Linked DNA regions of Homo sapiens: all the other regions are linked to region 3. A link is a contact called in ENCODE Hi-C or POLR2A ChIA-PET data. All regions are on one chromosome and are shown on one strand. Each heading gives the region's core, a stretch centred on a gene start or an enhancer-like site at or near the end of the contact. The rest is flanking DNA. Distances are from core to core; before and after follow the strand shown.

The links. A loop is a pair of places that touch in the nucleus more often than their neighbours do. ChIA-PET counts read pairs that join two places held with the same protein, here RNA polymerase II (POLR2A). Pooled maps may share reads with other maps.
Region 1: a loop to region 3 is called in a pooled map, with 14 times the contacts of the local background. The contact joins the enhancer-like site here to the promoter of DNAJB11 in region 3. A Hi-C loop is called at or near these places in 1 of 168 maps with a recorded cell type or tissue (B cell), 1 of 37 single-sample maps with no recorded cell type and 6 of 50 pooled maps. POLR2A ChIA-PET finds 5 or more read pairs at or near these places in 2 of 52 experiments (PC-9 and Panc1).
Region 2: a loop to region 3 is called in a pooled map, with 6 times the contacts of the local background. The contact joins the enhancer-like site here to the promoter of DNAJB11 in region 3. A Hi-C loop is called at or near these places in 5 of 50 pooled maps. POLR2A ChIA-PET finds 5 or more read pairs at or near these places in 4 of 52 experiments (B cell, activated CD4-positive, alpha-beta T cell and activated T-cell).

The regions. Positions count from the first base shown.
Region 1 is chr3:186,999,278-187,002,817 of GRCh38, forward strand. All of the region lies in intron 2 of ST6GAL1 (ST6 beta-galactoside alpha-2,6-sialyltransferase 1), which reads left to right. Among named protein-coding and RNA genes, the nearest start is that of ST6GAL1, 71 kb to the left of the region's middle. RefSeq lists enhancers at 1-874, 1,413-1,632, 1,643-1,692, 1,833-1,952. Within about 2 kb of position 1,659, at least 10 of the 41 ENCODE cell types and tissues checked have a DNase peak (open chromatin) inside an H3K27ac peak, as active enhancers do; they include B cell, where a contact is called at or near this core.
Region 2 is chr3:186,881,705-186,885,140 of GRCh38, forward strand. No RefSeq gene overlaps it. Among named protein-coding and RNA genes, the nearest start is that of ADIPOQ-AS1, 22 kb to the left of the region's middle. Within about 2 kb of position 1,272, at least 2 of the 41 ENCODE cell types and tissues checked have a DNase peak (open chromatin) inside an H3K27ac peak, as active enhancers do.
Region 3 is chr3:186,568,988-186,572,496 of GRCh38, forward strand. DNAJB11 (DnaJ heat shock protein family (Hsp40) member B11) reads left to right here and starts at 1,733. Exons shown (of 10, transcript NM_016306.6): 1 at 1,733-1,978; 2 at 3,108-3,264. The coding sequence starts at 1,911. It also overlaps a transcript of TBCCD1 not described here. RefSeq lists a silencer at 1,745-1,984.

The DNA of each region.
Region 1 (3,540 bases), core at 409-2,908, 430 kb after region 3:
GAACAGCTCAGCTATGTCAGGGCCAGGCCATTATGGGTGCTGAATAAATGTGTTTCTGTCCCCTATGCTAAGGCAAGACATCCGGGGAAGAAGTAGGCCCGGATTTGTCGCCTTGAAGGAAGACTACTATAATCTCTTTTTTTTTTTTTTTTGAGACGGAGTCTCACTCCGTAGCCCAGACTGGAGTGCAGTGGCACGATCTCGGCTCACTGCAAGCTCCGCCTCCCTGGTTCAGGCCATTCTCCTGCCTCAGCCTCCCGAGTAGCTGGGACTACAGGAGTGCACCACTGCGCCTGGCTAATTTTGTATTTTTAGTAGAGATGGGGTTTCACCGTGTTAGCCAGGATGGTCTCGATCTCCTGACCTCATGATCCTCCCGTCTTGGCCTCCTAAAGCACTGGGATTACAGTCATGAGCCACCGTGTCCAGCCAAGACTACTATATTCTAATGGAGGGTAAGTGGAGTAGGAGGGCCATGTGCGTGCTCTGGGGGCAACAAACTTGGTGCTAAACTTGTTTTTCTTGTTTTACTCACAAACATTATGACAGCAGTAAAGATACACTTTTATTTATTTATATTTTTTTTAGAGACAGAGTCCTCCTCTGTTGCCCAGGCTGGAGTGGCTATTGTAGTTCACTGCAGCCTTGAACTTGTGGGCTTGGGATCCTCCTGTCTCAGCCTCCTGAGTAGCTGGGACTATAGGCGTGCACTATCACACTGAGCTATTTTAAGAACATTTTTGTAGAGTATGTTGGCCAGACGGATCTTGAACCTCTGGCCTCCAGCATTCTTCCTGCCTTGGCCTCTCAAAGTGATGGGATTCATAAGCATGAGTCATGGTGCCCAGCCAAGATACATTTTTAAAATGTATCCTGCCTCCTGACACATTACTGTTCACTTGTAACAATGGTCACTTGTAATCATAGTCTGTTTGCAAAGCAAGCTTTTAATAGAATTACAATTTTAGTGTTGACCAAAAGTTTATTTTGGGCCGGATGTGGTGGCTCACGTCTGTAATCTCAGCACTTTGGGAGGCTGAGGTGGGTGGATCACCTGAGGTTAGGAGTTCGAGACCAGCCTGGCCAACATGGTGAAACCCCATCTCTACTAAAAATACAAAAAAAAAAAAAAAAAATTAGCTAGGCTTGGTGGAGGTGCCCGTAATCCCAGCTACTCGGGAGGCTGAGGCAGGAGAATCGCTTGAACCCGGGAGGCCGAGGTGGCAGTGAGCCAAGATTTTGCCATTGCACTCCAGCCTGGGTGACAAGATCGAGACTCTGGCTCAAAAAAAAGTTTATTTTGTTTCTATAAACATTGTTTTTCATCTTTATAGTGCATGTCTTTTGTTAATGGCTTCATAGGCAATCGATGGACTTCTGGATCACAATTTTGCTTGTTCCTATGGCTAGATATTTAGGTTGTTCCAAATTTTCTCAGCATTACATTTGATGCTACAGTAGGCACCCACACATTTATGTTTCTTTTCTGTTTTTCAACTATTGTTGGTTGTTCTGAGGTATTTTCGTAAGGTTTCACTTCTGTTTTCCCAGCCATGAGTGATACATGAGCACAACTGTTTTGCTATTAATCACCAGCATTGGGTGTGAAAATTTACTCAAAGTTTTGCTAAATTTAACTGGAGTAGAAATGGGCCATGCATTTGTGCGTACTTCCCCAGATGCTTTTTAGAACAGTGCTTGTGTAACTGACCAGAGTGTCAGGTGAGGCCATTGTTGGCAGAAAGGTGCCTTCCTCGGGAGAAGGTGGGTTACACAGCTTTTCTTTGCAGATGAATGGTGAGAGCCAAACCCGAAGACCCACAGGTTTCAAGCTGGCCATGTGGCTTCACTAAGTTTGGCCTCAACTTCCCACAGTGGCACAGAAGCGAGGTAGAACTCAGTGTTCCTACCCGAACCCTGGACATTCTGAAATGTCCACAGCCCGAGGAAAGGGATGACCTGCATGTCACTTTCCATACCCTCCACTGCACATAGATCTGTCTCAGGCATTGAATCAGAGGGATGTGTGACTTTGGACAAATTATTTTACCTTTCTCTGCCTCATTTCTTCATCTAAAATCAGGTGACAGCAATGTCTCCCTGTAATATTGCAGTGGGGATTAAATCTGTTAATACTTGAAAAGTGCTGAGATCAGTGCCTGGCACATAAGTAGTGCTCAATAACTGTTGTAAACCTGGGTTTGGATCTCACTTCCATTGCTTTCTGGAGGCCCACTTTGGTCAAATGGCTGACCTTTCTGGACTTCAGCTTCATCTGTAAAATGGGATTATGGCATCTACTTCAGCATCATGTTAGGGGTTTAAGTGAGAAAATGCATTTCACACAGTGTCCTGCACATAAAGGGCCCACCATATATGTAATGAAAAACAAACAAACGGCCGGGCTCAGTGGCTCACTCCTGTAATCTCAGCACTTTGGGAGGCCCAGGCGGGCAGATCACGAGGTCAGGAGTTTGAGACCAGCCTGGTCAACATGGTGAAACCCCGTCTCTACTAAAAATACAAAAATTAGCCGGGTGTGGTGGCGCGCGCCTGTAATCCCAGCTACTCAGGAGGCTGAGGCAGGAGAATTGCTTGAACCCGGGAGGCGGAGGTTGCAGTGAGCCGAGATCACGCCACTGCACTCCAGCCTGGACAACAGAGTGAGACTTTGTCTCAAAAAAAAAAAAAAAACCCAAAAACAAAACAAACAAACAATGTTTTTAGCTTTATTTTCTACTCTACCAAAGAGAGAGCTTTGTTGCCTTATATTGGTGTTGTAATTAGCTGTTAGATCTGACCATATTTTCTGTTATGGTGTATTTTTAAGTCCACATTCTAGGTTTAAGGCCATCTTGAAACAAATGGGAGGCAAATCAACATTTTCGTGTGTCTGAAGCTTTTAATGTAATTTTGTTTTGGAGATGAATGAGCTCATAATTCCACAAAGAAGGGATGATATTTCATATACTTATTAGTTTAGTGATTTCCCTCCCACACTTAGTGTCAAACTGTCAGGTTTATGGAAGCTATCAAATGTTTCTTTATGCTCAGCAGCACAGATCAAAGTTGTCTACATGATAAGGTAAAAAACATATTCTTTAGGAAATGCAAAGAAATGACCCAAAAGACCCTTGAGCACAGCTCATTCCTCTCCCTGGTCTGTCCAACTTTCCCTCAGGAAAAGTCAATGTAGTCATTATGTCTGGAAAATGCCAAGGACTTCTTTCCCTCATTTTTTACATGGCCTTGCACTCTGTGAGGCATTGGCTGGGAGGTTCATTGTGGCTTTCTTGCCGCTAAGCATCTCCTCTCTGCCAACATCTCATCAATTCCTGTCTGTGCCAATTACCTTTGCTTAGGATTTGGGGTGAGGAAAGTTGTGTGATTTGTCTGTTTCTGTTTCTGGGTAAAATCTCAACTCTGGGCGTATCAGCAGAAAGGGTTCTGAAATGTCCCTTGATTCAGATGATTCTGAATCAATAGCATGTATGTGTGTGTGCATAATTACCCTTACCCAGAAAATTCTCCATTATAATT
Region 2 (3,436 bases), core at 22-2,521, 310 kb after region 3:
TACTGACCTCGTGATCCGCCAGCCTCGGCCTCCCAAAGTGCCAGGATTACAGGCATGAGCCACCGCACCCAGCCAGTTTTTGTATTTTTGTAGTGATGGGGTTTCACCATGTTGGCCAGGCTGGCGTCGAACTCCTGACCTCAAGTGATCTGCCCACCTCAGCCTCCCAAAGTGCTGGGATTACAGATGTGAGCCATCGTGCCCGGCCTAGATGTAATTTTTAGTCAACTTAAGCATGTGTAACCATATGCAATTATGCGCAAACAGTATAAATAGAGCTGATGTTAATCTCTAGCCCCGTTGCCTGGAGTGTTGGTGAAACTCTTTTATTTTGTAATCCTTTTTATATTTTAGTGGATGTTTCTATTGATTCTCTTCTGTACCCGCTGTTTCCTCTTTTATTGGAAGACACTAAAACAATTCAGAAATTTTTATAGGAATGCAGAGGATTCAAAATGTCTGAGTCGTGCTCTTCCAAAGCAAGAATCATGTCATAGCCATCTTTTTTTTTTCTTGTAAGAGCTTTATTGAAATATAGTTTACATACCACACAATTCACCCGTTTAAAGGAATCCCCTCTCCTGCCAGTCAATGCTTTTTGGGTTTCACAGAATTGTGAAACCATCAGTACAACCAATTTTAGACGAATTTTATCATCCCCAAAGGAAACCTCATACCTATCAGCAGCTACTCCTCATTTCCTCTGAAATCCTCCAGTCTTAGCTTTTACTAATCTAGTTTCTGTTCCTATAGATTGCCTAGCCTGGACATTTCATGTAATGCATTACACTATGATGTTTCACGACTGGCTTCTTTCACTTAGTATAATGTTTTGAAGGTTCATCCATGTTATAGCATTTACCAGTACTTTATTTCTTTCAATTGCTTAATACTCCCTTATGTGGATACACAGTAGTTTCCTCTTATCTGGGGGGCATATGTTCCGAGTTCTCCAGGGAATGCTTGAAACCACAGATAGCACCAAATCCTATATATACTATGTTTTTTTCTATATATAGATACTTAGGATAAAGTTTAATTTATAAATTATAAGATAAAAATAGAAATAAAAATAAATTAGGCTCAGTAAGATATTAACAACAGCAATAACTAAATAGAACAATTCATAAAAATATGCCAGCATCACTGCTTTTGTGCTTTAGGGCCATTATCAAGAAAAATATGGGTGACTTGAATACAAGAACTGTGATACTGTAACTGTCAATCTGATAGTTACTAAGTGACTAATGGTGTTATAGAGAACATAGATGCACAGGACAAAGGGATGATTCACTTCCTGGGAAGGATGGAGTGGGATGACATAAGATTTTATCATGCTACTCAGAACAAGACACAGTTTCAAACTTTTTTTTTTTTTTTTTGAGACAGCGTTTCCACTCTGTCACCCAGGCTGGAGCACAGTGGCTCAGTCTCTGCTCACTGCAACCTCTGCCTCCCAGGTTCAAGCAATCCTCCCGCCTCAGCCCCGCAAGCAGCTGGGACCACAGGCATGCGCCACCATGCCTGGCTACTTTTTGTATATTTTGTAGAGATGAGGTTTCACCAAGTTGGCTAAGCTGGTTTTGAACTCTGGGCCTCAAGTGATCTGCCTGTCTTGGCTTCCCAAAATGCTGGGATTACAGGAGTGAGCCACTGCACCTGGCCTGCACAATTTAAAACTCATAAATTGTTTATTTCTGGAGTTTTTCATTTCACATTTTCCCAATGCAATTGACTGTATGTAACTGAAACTGCAGAAGGTGAAACTGCGGATGAGAAGAAGCACTACTGTACTACATTACATTTGTCCATTCATTAGTTGATGGACATTTGGGTTGTTTTCACTTTGGGACTATTATGAATAATGCTGCTAAGAGCATTTGTGTACAAGTTTTTGTGTATGCATATATTTTCATTTCTCTGGGTATACATACACCTAGGAATGGTAACTATGTTTAACATTTCGAAGAACTACCAGGCTGTTTTCCAAAGTCACAAGACACGATTTCAAGATTTTTCTTTTTCTTTGAGACAGATTCTCCACTCTGTCACCCAGGCATTGTACCATTTTACCTTCCTGGCATCAGTGCATGAGAGTTTCAGTTTCTCTACATTCTCATCAACATTTGCTCTTATCTGTCTTTTAAATTATAACCATCCTAGTGGGTGTGAAGTGATATCTGATTGTGGTTTTGATTTGCAGTTCCTTGAGAACTAATGATGTTGAGCATTATTTTTGTGGTTACTGACCATTTGTGTATCTTCTTTGCAGAAGTGCCAATTTAGATTCTTGCTTTTATTTGTTTATTTAGTTAGTTTTCAAGACAGAGTCTCTCTCTGTCTCCCAGGCTGGAGTGCAATGGCTTGATCACGGATCACTGCAGCCTTGTCTTCCCAGGCTCAAGCAATCCTCTTGCCTCAGCCTCCCTAGTAGCTGGGACTACAGGTGTGTATCACCACGCCAGGCTAATTTTTGTATTTTTTGTAGAGACAGGGTTTTGCCACGTTGCCCAGGCTGGTCTCAAACTCTTCGGCTCAAGCCATCTGCCCATCTTGACCTCCTAAAGTGCTGGGATTACAAGGCTTCAGCCACCACTCCCAGCCTGCTAAGAGTTTTATGGTTTCACCTCTTATGTTTAGGTCTTTTATTTTATTTTATTTTATTTTTTAATTGATCATTCTTGGGTGTTTCTTGCAGAGGGGGATTTGGCAGGGTCATAGGACAATAGTGGAGGGAAGGTCAGCAGATAAACAAGAGAACAAAGGTCTCTGGTTTTCCTAGGGAGTGGTGATGACTCTTAACGAGCATGCTGCCTTCAAGCATCTGTTTAACAAAGCACATCTTGCACCGCCCTTAATCCATTTAACCCTGAGTGGACACAGCACATGTTTCAGAGAGCACAGGGTTGGGGGTAAGGCCACAGATCAACAGGATCCCAAGGCAGAAGAATTTTTCTTAGTACAGAACAAAGTGAAAAGTCTCCCATGTCTACTTCTTTCTACACAGACACAGCAACCATCCGATTTCTCAATCTTTTCCCCACCTTTCCCCCTTTTCTATTCCACAAAACCGCCATTGTCATCATGGCCCGTTCTCAATGGGCTGTTGGGTTCACCTCCCAGACGGGGTGGTGGCCGGACAGAGGGGCTCCTCACTTCCCAGTAGGGGCGGCCGGGCAGAGGCGCCCCTCACCTCCCGGACGGGGCGGCTGGCCGGGTGGGGGGCTGACCCCCACCTCCCTCCCGGACGGGGCGGCTGCCGGGCGGAGACGCTCCTCACTTCCCAGACGGGGTGGCTGCTGGGCGGAGGGGCTCCTCACTTCTCAGACGGGGCGGCCGGGCAGAGACGCTCCTCACCTCCCAGATGGGGCGGCGGGGCAGAGGGGCTCCTCACATCCCAGAGGATGGGCGGCCAGGCAGAGACGCTCCTCACTTC
Region 3 (3,509 bases), core at 483-2,982:
GGGAAAGTCCTCCCTGAGGTGGCGACCTTTAAGCTGATATATGAGTTAAAGAAGGAATCACCCATGCTAGCACATGAGGGAGAGTACAGTGTTTCAGGCAAAGGCAATAGCTAGCACAAAGGCCCTCGGCAGGAATGAGCTCGGTGTATACAAAAAAAAGAAAGGAAGCAAGTTTTGCTGGAGCATGGTTAGGAGTATAATAGGTTTACAAAGCATAAACGGCTTTGTAAACTAGCATGGAGTTGGGATTTTATTCTAAGTGCAAATGAAGAGCCATTCCAGGCTTTTAAACAGGGGAGTGACATGATTTGACTTTTATTTTTTATTTATTTATTTATTTATTTATTTTGAAACGGTGTGTCACTCTGTCGCCCAGGCTGGAGTGCAGTGGCAGGAACTCGGCTCACTGCAACCTCCACCTCCCAGGTTCAAGCAATTCTCCTGCCTCAGGCTCCCGAGCAGCTGGGGTTACAGGCGCTCGCCACCACACCTGGCTAATTTTTGTAGTTTTAGTAGAGACAGGGTTTCATCATGTTGGCCAGCCTGGTCTCAAGCTCCTGACCTCAGGTGCTCCGCCCGTCTCGGCCTCGCAAAGTGCTGATTACACTTTGGGTGGGTGAGCCACCGCGCCCGGGCTTTTTTTTTTTTTTTTTAAATCATGGAGTGAGGGACAGGGATGAGCAACATATATTAAGATATTAAGGAAGATATTAAGAGTGGGGGCAAGGAGGCCAGTTAGGAGGCCCTGGCCAGGTGAGAGATACACTGTGACCCAGAATCCTGGTAATGGAGATGTAGTGAACAGATTGAAGTATAGTTCAGAGGTAAAGAGTTGGATAGCTTATGCATGAAAGGAATAAAAACACCTAGAGCTTTGTCCTGATCAACTAGGTGTTGTGTAACTGCGATGAGCAAAATCGGGGGGAAGATGGGGAATCAAAGAGTTCTGCTTGAACCGTAATAATGGTTTTTACTCGTTGCCTGCTTACTATACGCCCGATGATTTACCGATTTTTTTCCCTGTTAAAATTCACAGAACTGCCAATAAGTGCTTTGCCTCAGTTTTGTTGATAAACTTAGGCTCAGACTTGGGAGGAGGGGAGGGGTGGGGGGTCTCACCACTAAGAAGCGGTGGAAGCCGAATCCGAACTTAAGTCGGTCTGTCATCACTGTAGCCTTTCCGAGACAGTTGTCTTATGGAGTTGCTTGGAGAACGTAAAATAAGAGGCCTAAGCAATGCGTCTGATGTACACCTGTCGTGGAATAACTGTTCCCGCTCATTCGGCCGCTGTACCTCTGCTCCCTCATTCGGAGCGTAGCTGGGTATGAATGAAATTCCGGGCTTGTAGCACAGAGAAAACTTCTCTCCCACAATTGGTTGGTGCTGGGGAGGAAGCTCCTGATTGGTGGAAAGTCCGAGGAAGTGGGCAAGCCGGAGGGATTTCGTGTACCTCAGGTGCCCTCACTCTGACCGGCCCCCTATCATTACGTAATTTTCTACGACTCGCGGTAGCTCAGGCAGAGCGGGTTCCTGCAGCGGCGCGACCCTCTGACGTCTCCGCTTCTAATTGGTCAAGAGCTGCGACTGCAGTTCTGAAGCCTAACTGGTTGCCCGTGCCGCCTCGGAGGTGAAGTGTACTGCGCTGATTGGCTTCCAGGCGCCGGCCGCGTGTGATGTCCCGGGCAACGATTGGCTCTCGCCTACCGGGGGCTTCTCTCACCGGGACTCGGGACTCCCGGGAAGTGGACCGGCAGAAGAGGGGGCTAGCTAGCTGTCTCTGCGGACCAAGGAGACCCCCGCGCCCCCCCGGTGTGAGGCGGCCTCACAGGGCCGGGTGGGCTGGCGAGCCGACGCGGCGGCGGAGGAGGCTGTGAGGAGTGTGTGGAACAGGACCCGGGACAGAGGAACCATGGCTCCGCAGAACCTGAGCACCTTTTGCCTGTTGCTGCTATACCTCATCGGGGCGGTGATTGCCGGGTGAGGAACAGACACTCGCAGACAACGGGGCCTGTGGGTCAGCCTTTGCTGGGGGGTGGGAGGGGGTGGGGGAAGTGGCATTGCCAGACTGACGGAGTGGAGAGGGGCATCGCTGTGGGTTGGCGGGGTGGCGGAGGAAGGGGTAGTATGGGCCAGGCTAGTGGGGTGAGAGGAGAACCGTGGGTGACACCAGTGAGAGGGCCTTAGGTCCAGAGAGGGTCTTAGGTAGAGCTAGATTTGCCCAGAGGAGTGGGAGTTGGATGCATTGCCAAACGGCATTTGGGGGATGAGGGAAAGAAGGTGGTTGCGAGCTGAAGCAGTGTCACGTAGAGCTGGGGAAGAAAGAGGGATGCCTGACTGTAAGGAAAGATAGTGACAGTGCCAGGCTGAGGTTGAGGGGATGGACGTTTGTTTGATCAAAGAGGTGAGTTGCTGTGCCCCGCTGAGGTGGAGAAGCGGACGATGCTCTATGCCAAGCCTTCGAAGAGCCATTCTGGGGCTGACATTAAAGTGGGTGGATGATGCCAGCCCGAGTTGGGACTGAACGAAATTGGATGCGGGATGGGAACAAGAAGATCTTTAGACAGCCCTTGTACTTCCCAGCTTCTTGAGCTATTTATTATCTTAAGTTGCTTCATCTTTAACATTCTGGCAGTGCTACTGTTAGGACATTTATGTGGCATAATCTTTTTAAAGAAGGAAAATCATCCTTTGAGAGTGTTATTTGACTTTTAGAAAAGTCAAAATCATTTGGAGCCAGTATAGGGAAAGGGGGGAAGAGTTAATTTGATTATATGGTTATTGCCTAAAGATAACATGAGACCATAAAATAAGGAAGTGGTTTTCTTGACCGAAGGTGGTTCTGAAAGAAAAGTGCCACAGATGTTTTGAATAATCCGAAAAGAAGTATATAGCCTCTTACTGTGATTACTTCAATATATAAGATTCATTACAAATTCTGGTGTTCTCTCTTTAGTCATTCTTTGTGTGTGTATGTGTCACATAAACCTTCATTTTTATACCTCTTTGCTCAGATACAAACCTAAATGTAGAGGAAAAATAAATCTTTTACTTTGAAAAATGTAACATGTAACTCTTTAATGAAGTATTCTCTCCCTCTACTTCCCAGACGAGATTTCTATAAGATCTTGGGGGTGCCTCGAAGTGCCTCTATAAAGGATATTAAAAAGGCCTATAGGAAACTAGCCCTGCAGCTTCATCCCGACCGGAACCCTGATGATCCACAAGCCCAGGAGAAATTCCAGGATCTGGGTGCTGCTTATGAGGTGAGTTGGGAAAAGTGATAAAGTACGAATAAAATCTGTAGCTCTAGAAAAAACATACAATACAGAGAAACACTCCTTTCAGCTCACATTTATTTATTTATTTATTTATTTTGAGACTGAGTCTCTATTGCCTAGGCTGGAGTGCAGTGGTGCAATCTCCGCTCACTGCAACGTCCACCTCCTGGGTTCAAGCAGTTCTCCCGCCTCAGCCTCCCAAGTAGCTGGGATTACAGGTGCATGCCACC